Regions from separate parts of the Homo sapiens genome. Here region 1 is linked to region 2. Evidence: read pairs that join two places in POLR2A ChIA-PET (ENCODE). Cell type or tissue: Panc1. All regions are shown on one strand. Links, peaks and the distances in the headings refer to the core of each region. The heading gives the core; the rest is flanking DNA.

Region 1 (5,377 bases), core at 190-5,189, 200 kb after region 2:
ACCCTAAAAATTTCCTGAGTTCTTATTTAGTTTGAGGCAAGGGTAGGGACACCATTCCCTCGATTCATTCAGGCCCTATTCTTCGCTTGTCTGCACTTATTAAGTGGCCTAAATATTTAACTTCGGGCTCTACATACTGAAGCTTTCTTTTTGAGACTCATAGCCCCTCAAACTGCAGATAGCTAAGAATATGTGTAGAGAAGTCAGTTACCTTCTCTATATCTTCACCAGATATAAGAATGTCGTCTACGTACTGAAGAAGGCATATTTGTTCTAGTATGACAACTTTTTCTAGTACCTGTTCTAAAATTTGGCCAAAAAGATTAGGAGAGTCTATGAACCGTCGGAGCAAGACCGTCCATCTCGATATTGCTGTTTCCGCCCTGAGTGGCGATCCTCCCATTCAAAAGCAAATATATTTCGGCTATCTTCAGCCAGGGGACATGCCCAAAAAGCATCCTTCAAATCTATTATGGTAAACCATTGATGATTACATGGAATTTTGCTAAGAACCGTGTAAGCATTGGGGACAATGGGGTTGGTAGTCTGGACTATTTGGTTGATAGCTCTAAGGTCCTGTAGTAGCTGGTATGACCCATCTGATTTCTTGACTGGCAGTATTGGGGTGTTATAAGGGGACATACAGGGCTCGAGAAGCCCATCCTTAATAAGGTCTTTGATTATAGGTTTCAACCCTATCCTACCTTCTAGGGGAATAGGGATTGCTTCCTTCTTACTACTTCTCCTGGGGTTTTTAGCTTGATGTGGATCGGAGGGACTTGGAATTTCCCTCGGTTTCCTTTTTTGGACCAGACATTAGGATTAATATATTTTTCATCGGCAGTGGTGAGTAGATTTAATGAGGTGAGGAATCCTCTTGGGCTGACTTGTAGACCTATGCCCAACTTTAACATTAAATCCCTCCCCAGTAAATTAGTTCCTGCTTAGGGGATTAACAAGAACTGAATATAAGCTGAGCGATCAAAATTTATCAATTTATCAAAAAGGTTGTGATAAGTTGGTTCTGTCTAGGCAGGAGGCAAGGTGAACACCTTGGGCGGTTACATTACTGGAAAGGAGTCCCAGTCCAGATCCCAAGAGAGGGTTCCTGGATCTTGCAAAAGAGAATTCAGAGCGAGATCATAAAGTGAAAACAAGTTTATAAGGAAAGTAAAGGAATAAAAGAATGGCTACTCCATAGACAAAACAGCCCCAAGGGCTTCTGGTTGCCCATTTTTATGGTTAGTTCTTGATGATATGCTAAACACGGGGTGGATTATTCATGCCTCTCCTTTTTAGACCATATAGGGTAACTTCTGATGTTGCCATAGCATTTGTAAGCTGTCATGGTGCTGGTGGGAGTGTAGCAGTGAGGACGACCAGAGGTCACTCTCATCGCCATCTTGGTTTTGGTGGGTTTTAGCCGGTTTTTTTACTGCAACTTGTTTTATCAACAAGGTCTGGCCGGCGCAGTGGCTCATGCCTATAATCCCAGCACTTTGGGAGGCTGAGGCCGGAGGATCACCTGACGTCAGGGGTTCAAGACCAGCCTGGCCAACATGGTAAAACCCTGCCTCTACAAAAATACAAAAATTAGCCGGGCCTGATGGTGGATGCCTGTAATCCCAGCTACTCGGGAAGCTGAGGCGGGAGAATCTCTTGAACCCAGGAAGCAGAGGTTGCAGTGAGCCGAGATTGCGCCACTGCACTCCAGTCTGGGCAACTGAGTGACAGAGTGAGACTCCATCTCAAAAACAAACAAACAAAAAACAAGGTATTTATGACCTGTATCTCGTGCTGACCTCCTATCTCATCCTGTGATTAAGAATGCCTTAACTTACTGGGAATGCAGCCCAGCAGGTCTTACCTTTTTTTTTTTTTTTTTTTTTTTTTTTTAAGACAGAGTCTCCCTCTGTCACCCAGGCTGGAGTTCAGTGGCATGATTTCAGCTCACTACAACCTCCACCTTCCAGGTTCAAGAGATTCTCCTGCCTCAGCTTCCCGACTAGCTGGGACTACAGGCGTTCACCACCATGCCTGGCTAATTTTTGTATTTTTAGTAGAGACGGGGTTTCACCATATTGGCCAGGCTGGTCTTGAACTCTTGACCTCAGGTGATCCGCCCGCCTCGGCCTCCCAAAGTGCTGGGAGACCGAGACACAAGAATCGCTTGAACCAGGGAGGTGGAGGTTGCAGTGAGCCGACAGCCACTGCACTCTAGCCTGGGCGACAGAGCGAGACTCTGTCTCAAAAAAAAAGAAAAGAAAAGAAAAGAAATTTTAAATAGTTTAAGGATCACATGTATTGTTTTCATCCACGTTATATGTTGTTATATACATTTCATTTTAATAAAGGGTTATTTCTGTCAACCTTAAAAAATATATTGAGGGAAAGTTTGTTTGTTGAATGGTAATGATTACCAAACATTCTGTGGTTTTTGGCTTTAGGGATTCCCTCGGACTCTTCATCTTCGTTTTGCCCCGTAGGCATTTGCTGACTTTGTTGGCATGTGGCATCCCACAGCTCCCAGCCCCACCACTAGGGCCTTTTCCACTTCGGCCACGTGGCCCCACCCACCTAGCTCTCATCTCCCTTCCAGGGCGCTTACTGTCTGTAGAGCGTCTTAGCTTTCTTCTCTGTTTTTCCTTAGTTTTCTTGACAAACAGGCAACGCTTTCGTCGTTTCCAAGAGCGTGAGCCCCTAGGGCGTAAAAACGGGAGGCTCACGGTTCTTTGCTATTACTCTGGGCCAAGTCAATACTTGTGGAATTAACTTTTACCACCAGAGGAGGCAAACTCAAAGACAGCTTTAACGAAAGAAGCGCGGGCATTCCGCGACGATGGAGTGTTCTCGGGCACCCTTGGGAGGATGGATCCCGTAGACCCGGAGCTGCCGGGCTCCCGCTCCGTGCGCGTCTGTCCCCGTCCCTGCAGGGGCCCCGCGCCCACGGGCCGCCACCGCCTGCGCCCGCCGCGCTCCTCCCCGCGGCCTGCAGGGCGCCGGCTCTGTCCGCAGCTGGGGCCCTTCTGCGCCGCGGACAAAGGCGCTGGTGTCCCGCCGGCCAGGCCAAGCCTTTCCCTGCCCGCCGCCGAGCGGCCTCGGCCAAGCCCCGGCGGGGCAAACCGGCTCGTGACCGCGCGTGTGACGCCCGCGTGTGGCCCCGCTCTCGAGTGGGCCGCAGAGGTGAGGATTCGTCCCGCGGGCCCAGCCCGCCTAGCGCGAGCCTCTCTGGCCGGAGCCCGTGGGTAGAAATGCCTGGGGCACAGCTGCGTATCCCACCAGGTGCTTCTGGGCTCGCTCGAGCTAAGTCCAGGCACAGCCTTCTGATTTGGGGCTTGTGGGGTTTTAGAGGACCAAATGTAAAATTATTTTCTGCCTTTTAATGATCCAGAGGCTTCCCCAACCTGTCTGTGGCTTAGGGAGGGCCCAAAAGGCTTCTCTCCTTTGCTCTTGCTCTACCCTGGGGAAAAACTGAGGAATTTGGAGAAAAGGGGAGGAGTGTTCTCTAAGATTTACTGAACTTTGGCCAATTGTCAGGAACTCTTCTAGGCCCTTAGATACTTTTAGTTAATTCTAAAAAGGTCTCGTGAAGTAAATATTACCAGTGTTTTCCCCTGTGCGCCCTAGGCACGCACTCAATACTCTCACCAACCACCAAATCGCCAGTTATAAATTTTACTAGACCCCTCCTTTCCCTTACCCCCACACCCAATTAATGAATATTCATTGAGTGCCTACGAAGTGCGAAAGCGCTGAGGATACCATAATAAAAAAGACAGGTCCCTGTGTGCACACAACTTATATGGAGAGGAAAGGGAAGGGGGAGAGATAATTTTTTTTTCTTTTTTTTTTTATGGAGTCTCGCTCTGCAGGCCAGGCTGGAGTGCAGCGGCTCAGTCTCAGCTCACCGCAAGCTTCCCCTCCCGGGTTCACGCAATTCTCCTGTCTCAGCCTCCCCAGTAGCTGGGATTACAGGCGCCTGCCACCACGCCCGGCTAATTTTTTGTATTTTTAGTAGAGACGGGGTTTCACTGTGTTAGCCGGGATGGTCTCAATCTCCTGACCTCGTGATCCGCCCGCCTCGGCCTCCCAAAGTGCTGGGATTACAGGCGTGAGCCACCGCGCCAGGCCTTTTTTTTTTTTTTTTTTTTGTGAGACAGAGTCTTGCTCTGTCACCCAGGCTGGAGTGCAGTGGCACAATCTCAGCTCCCTGCAACCTCCGCCTCCCAGGTTCAAGCGATTCTCCTGTCTCAGCCTCCAGAGTAGCTGGGATTACAGGCGCATGACACCATGTCCGACTAATTTTGTATTTTTAGTTGAGATGGGGTTTCACCATGTTGGTCAGGCTGGTTTTGAACTCCTGACCTCAAGTGATCCACCCACCTCGGCCTCTCGAGATAATTATAATTACAAAACAGGAAGGAGAACCCTGAAGACAAATTCCACAGGTGTTGGGGGCAGCGGCTTCATAACCAAAGGAGTGCTGACCTGGTCTTCGTCAGGAAGGTTTGCACAGCTGTTGCAATACTCTGGGTGAGAGAGGAGGCCTCAGGATGCTGATAGCTGGGGAGGGACCCATGCAAAAGCAATAGGAGAGTGGAGTTAACAGGACTTAGAGACAGAAAAGTCTATCCAGACTACTCCCCGCTATCCTCTGGTCCTCAAAACCTCTCAGCTACCCCTACCTTCCCACTCTGGGGCAGTGGAAAGATGGAGGAATTACGTAGATCCCTGGGTTTTCATCCCAATTGTGCCCCTCACCCCTTGCTTTGTGACACCATGAACAAATCATTCTTCTCTAAAGCCTTGGGAGACCTGTATTCCTTTCATGCCATGCCTTGACATAGTGTTCCTCAGACCTTGGGAGAACGTTGCAAAAAAAATGTACCACGAACATATAGGAAAACATTATACATTTATAGTAATTCAATTAGTGTAGCAGTGACACTGGCACATGTAATTGGGATGAACAGTCTAGCAACCAAAATAGATATGGGAGTTTAGATAGATCAATGAGGCTATATAGAGAAATGGAGACAGATTATTCAAGAAATTCTGGCTGGGTGTGGTGGCTCACACCTGTAATCTCCGCACTTTGAGAGGCCAAGGTGGGCAGATCGCTTCAGCCCAGAGTTCAAGACCAGCCTGGGCAACAAAGCAAGACTCCATCTCTACAACACTTAAAAACTGGGCCGGGCGCGGTGGCTGAAGCCTGTAATCCCAGCACTTTGGGAGGCTGAGGCGGGCAGATCACGAGGTCAGGAGATCGAGACCATCCTGGCTAACATGGTGAAACCCTGTCTCTACTAAAAATACAAAAAATTAGCATGTTGTGGTGGCACGTGCCTGTAGTCCCAGCTAATTGGGAGTGTGAGGC
Region 2 (5,377 bases), core at 50-5,049:
AATAGTACAGTCATCAGCACGTGCCCAAGTCCAGAGAGCAGATTTAACAGCTTTTACAGTGCCTGGTACAGCCCTTCTGCCCTCTCTTTCTCTTCCACAGTTATCAGAAAGGCAAGAAAAGGAGTTATCTCAATGTAAGCATGCAGAATTCGGGTGGGGGTGGAGTTGTAGTTTTTTTTTTTCCTCTAAAGTCAGTCCTCTCTACAGTACTACAGCAAAACCAGAACCACAAACAAAGCTTTATGAGCTAAAAATCTGGTCATCAAAAGGATCTAATTCCTCTACACACCTGATTTTCTTAAACTCTTGCTTTTCTATTTTGTAACCAGTGAGAATATTAACTGTTCCTTATCTGGACTAAGTGTGCAAAGTGAATGTGTCTCCTGGAACAAAAAGGGGAGTGTGGAGGGCTCTCAGTGCCCCTACAATCACACAACTTATGCCATGAAACTCTCCAGGGAAGAAGGAAGGTTTCCTCAACCTATTCTCTACAAAATGCTCACTTCATGCCAACACCCCAGTTTAGGCCTTCAACACATTCCTGGATATAGCAATGGATTTCTAATCAATTTCCTTACTATAGACTCTTTCCTCCCCTCCTCCAACCCATCAGCGTGTAATTTTTCCACAGCATAGCTTTGATCCATGTTTCTCCCCTGCCCAAAAACTTTTTCAGTCACTCCTTCCTGTCAACTAAATAAAATATAAATGTTTTAGCCTAGCATTAATGAACTCTGCCCTTCTCATAATTCTATTTCCTACTACTCACCTATTTGAATCATGTGCATCTGTCAATCTGGACTATTCATTTTTCTGGAAAGAAGCCTTGGGGCTTTATAGCTCATATGCTTCTTCTAACCTTCCCTTCCACTACCCTATACTGAAATCCTACCTTTCCTTCGAGGACCAGCTCAAATGTCACATCCCCTCTGATTCTTTCTGTGATCGCCTGGCCAGAAATGATTCCTTCCTCCTCCGTACTCTTACAGCAGCACCTAATTTGCATCATTCACATGGCATGCACTGCTTAGAACCTTGTAAAGAACTTCTATTCTTTATGGATTTGTCTTATCTCTCCTACCAGTCTACACACTCCTGGAGGGCAGAAGTTGTATCTCATATAACTGTATGCTTATAGCACAGGGCACAGTGTTTAATATATATTTGTTGAATCAATTTTTTAAATACTCAAAAACATTTTTAAAAAACTTAAAATCATGGCCGGGTGCGGTGGCTGACCCCTGTAATCCCAGCACTCTGGGAGGCCGAGGCGGGTGCATCACGAGGTCAAAAGTTCAAGACAAGCCTGGCCAACATGGTGAAACCCCATCTCTAATAAGAATACAAAAATTAGCCGGGCATGGTGGTACGTGCCTGTAATCGCAGCTACTTGGGAGGCTGAGGCAAAAGAATTGCTTGAACCTGGGAGGCGGAGGTTGCAGTGAGCTGAGATAGTGCCACTGCACTCCAGCCTGGGCAACAGAGCAAGACTCTGTCTTGGGAAATAATTAATTAATTAATTAAAATAAAAAACTTAAAATTTTTATGAATACTCTTTGGTTAATCTTATTAAGTTTTTTTTACCTCCTAGGGAATTCTTCAACTATTTATCAATGCCACCCCTAGAAGTTGTGGCAGGAAGTAAGATTCTGATGCCTTTCCAGAAAGACAGAGGAAGGCCTGAATAACATAATCCATGTGCCATACATGATTACAAACAGAACACTCTTATCCCTGACTTTAGTAAAGACATGCATGGCATGGCTCTTCACAAATCTGACCTAAGTTATAATTAAAGAATGTGTTCGCGGCCGGGCGTGGTGGTTCATGCCTGTAATCCCAGCACTTTGGGAGGCTGAGGTGGGTGGATCACAAGGTCAGGAGTTCAAGACCATTCTGGCCAACATGGTGAAACCCCATCTCTACTAAAAATACAAAAATTAGCTGGGCATGGTGGCGGGTGCCTGTAGTCCCAGTTACTCGGGAGGCGGAGGCAGGAGAATTGCTTGAACTTGGGAGGCAGAGGCTGCAATGAGCCGCGATCACACCACTGCACTCTAGCCTGGGCGACAGAGCGAGACTCTGTCCCTGCCCCCCACCCAAAAATAAATAAAATAAAATAAAAGCGACTATGTTGATCAAAAAGAGCTTTAAATGCCCTTGATAATCAGAACAGTGTTATCTCTAGGTGCTGGAATTATGGATAATTTTTCTTCTTCTTTATGCTTTTCTGTATTAGTTGTAACAAATCTTTTCAGAAAGCACATGTACTTCAAAAAGTATCAAAAAATATTTATCAAAGCTAACCAAGGAGATATTTTTGAAGATATTAGAAACTGGCCAGGCACAGTGGCTCACACCTGTAATCCCAACAGGAAAAAAATCTACTTTGAGAGGCCTAGGCAGATGGATCACCTGAGGTCAGGATTACGCCTGTAATCCCAGCTACTCGGGAGGCTGAGGCAGGATAATCGCTTGAACCTGGGAGGCAGAGGTTGTACTGAGCGGAGATACTGCCACTGCACTCCAGCCTGGGCGACAGAGCAAGACTCAATGTCAAAGAAAAAAGGAAATGAATTGTCTCAAATTCAACAAGCTAATCATTAATCTTCAAGAAAATATTTTTATGTCCTATTACTTCTTTAAAAAACAAAAAAAGCTTATTATACCTATATATATATATATATATATATATATTTTTTTTTTTTTTTAGACGGAGTCTGGCTCTGTCGCCCATGCTGGAGTGCAGTGGCGCAATCTTGGCTCACTGCAAGCTCTGCCTTCCGGGTTCATGTCATTCTCTTGCCTCAGCCTCCTGAGTAGCTGGGACTACGGGCACCCGCCACCACGCCCAGCTAATTTTTTTGTATTTTTAGTAGAGACGGGGTTTCACCGTGTTAGCCACAATGGTCTCTATCTCCTGACCTTGTGATCCGCCCGCCTTGGCCTCCCAAAGTGCTGGGATTACAGGTGTGAGCCACCACGCCCGGCTATACCAGATATATTTTTCAATAGCATTTGTGCATAACTGCTTTAATAAAATGAGCATACGGATTTTAAATTTTAAACATCTTAGATTTACATATGAAATACACATGTTTAAATTGGAGAGACTTCCATCTTTATTTTTTTTCTACTTACAAAAATAATGCAGGCTCTTTGTGAAAAATTTAAACATTACAGAAATATATAATGGAGACAGTGAAAGTCCATCATAATCTACTATCCCTCCCTGAGATAACCAATATTAACAAGTTTGGTATTTATAGCCTCATTTTTTAGTATGCATATACTAACATATATATATGTTTTAACAAAAATATAAATAATCATTAACATAAAAAAGTATTATACAATTTGCTTTTTTCCCCCATTCAAGATATCTTGTATACTCTTCCACATCAGTACATATAGATTAACCTCATTCTTTCTGGCAGGTACAAGGAATTTCATCTTATTGATGTACACCAATCCCCTACTCATAGGTACCTGGATAACTTCAAAATTTCACTCTTATGAATAACACCAAAAAATTCAATTAGATACACCTTCGTGCAGTATGAGTGTCTGCACAGAATAAGATGCCAGAATTATAACTGCTGAATCAAAAGGTATGAATATGCAAAATTTTCTAATAGATATTACCAAATTGTCCTCTAAGAAAGTTGGATTAATGTATGTTTTCACCAGTAGTGTAAGGGTATGATTGCACCTATATCTTCACATCTTCATGTATCTTTATTTTTTTAAGCAAAAAAAAATTTTTTAATAGATTATTTTACTCTGGTCACAACATTAGAAACTTAAATAACGGGTTATTTAATTAACACACGTCACATTTTCACTTGGCCTGTAAATTCTTAGACAAAAGGCTAATTCATTTCTCAAATTATTTGTCAATATAAATTAGACCCAAAAGAAAAAAAATTATTTCTACATCTAGAGAAGCTTTTGCTGTTAAAAAGCATGCTCATCACCCCGGTGGTTTCTAAACAGATAAAGAAAAAATTAGGACTCCCCTCTACTCCTGGAGTTCACTGGTTTGACATTTTAAAAAAATTCCCCCCAAAATCATAGTCATAGTCCTGAAATACATTACACACAAGTTAGTATCAAAAAGAATTTCTGCTAAGCCTTCCTTTTGGTCAGTATTATCGATACAAGTTAGAATATTGGCAAGAAAAAGGTACTGAAGATAGTTCACAATAAAAAGCCATGCAGAAAGGCTGATTAAAAATGTTGGAACAGAAGAGGCGAGCCTACAAAAAAGGACCTCTCACAAATGGAAACTTGAAGGAATAAAATCTTGCTAACAAATTAGAAGAAAATTCCTTGGTATTCTAGATATCTCAGACACTGATAGTATTAGCAACCCCTTATAGCTGTGAAGTTATTTAAAACTTACAATGTGTTTTCAAATTCATTAAATCTCATTTAAATCTCACAATGGCCCTGGGAGGGAGTCTAGACCTAGAACTCCTAGCCTCAAGCAATTCTCCCACGTCATGCCTCCTAAGTAGCTGGGACTACAGACATGCACAACCATGCCCAACTAATTTTTTTTTTTTTTTTTTTTTTTTTACAGATAGGGTTTCGCCATGTTGCCCAGGCTGGTCTTGAACTCTGGGACTCAAACGATCTGCTCGCCTTGGTCTCCCAAAGTCCCAGCTAATTTTTTTTTTTTTTTTTTTTTTGAGACGGAGTCTCGCTCTATTGCCAGGCTGGAGTGTAGTGGCGCCATCTCGGCTCACTGCAACCTCTGCCTTGTGGATTCAAGCAATTCTCCTCCCTCAGCCTCCCGAGTAGCTGGGACTACAGGTGTGCGCCACCACGCCCAGCTAATTTTTGTACTTTTAGTAGAGACGGGGTTTCAGCATGTTGGCCAGGATGGTCTAGATCTCTTGACCTTGTGATCCACCCGCCTCGGCCTCCCAAAGTGCTGGGATTACAGGTGTGAGCCACCACGCCCGGCCCAGCTAATTTTTTTAAAAAAGCTTTTAGAGATGGGATCTTGCTATGTTGCCCAGGCCAGTCTTGAACTCCTGGCCTCAAGTGATCCTCCCGCCTCAGCCTCCAGAGTAGCTGGGGTTACAGGCCCAAGCCACTGTGTCCAGCTCATATTAACTCTTGAGAAGCTCTTTTCACTAGCCAGTTCTAGGTTTGTCATGAGGCAGTATCTCAGTGACAGCTGCTGTACGGGCCTTACAAGAGAACCCAAAGCAGCCTGGAGAAAGAACATCATAAGCAGAAAGGACATGTTGAGAAAAGTCAGCAGCAGGTTATTATGTTATATGAAAACAATCATGGCATACAAAGATACTGTGCCCTCTCAAACAGAAGCCAACCAATGAATGTCAGGGTAATGGAGGTAGGCCTG

What was found. ChIA-PET counts read pairs that join two places held together with the same protein. Peaks named below come from ENCODE experiments on the same cell type or tissue, not always from the same donor. Only the 100,000 strongest peaks of a DNase experiment are listed, where the experiment ranks them.
Region 1: POLR2A ChIA-PET joins it to region 2 with 8 read pairs; 5 of 35 experiments call an interaction of 5 or more read pairs at or near these places.

The regions. Positions count from the first base shown.
Region 1 is chr15:41,583,109-41,588,485 of GRCh38, reverse strand. It overlaps TYRO3 (TYRO3 protein tyrosine kinase), which reads right to left. Exons shown (of 19, transcript NM_006293.4): 19 at 4,897-5,377. Among named protein-coding and RNA genes, the nearest start is that of TYRO3, 27 kb to the right of the region's middle. RefSeq lists a silencer at 2,908-3,017. In Panc1, for the core only: CTCF peaks have their summits at 2,521 and 2,724; a DNase peak (open chromatin) is centred at 2,635; H3K4me3 peaks cover 1,083 bases; H3K27ac peaks cover 1,432 bases.
Region 2 is chr15:41,784,098-41,789,474 of GRCh38, reverse strand. All of the region lies in intron 2 of MAPKBP1 (mitogen-activated protein kinase binding protein 1), which reads right to left. Among named protein-coding and RNA genes, the nearest start is that of MAPKBP1, 12 kb to the right of the region's middle. In Panc1, for the core only: no CTCF peak of the experiment used is centred there; no DNase peak of the experiment used is centred there.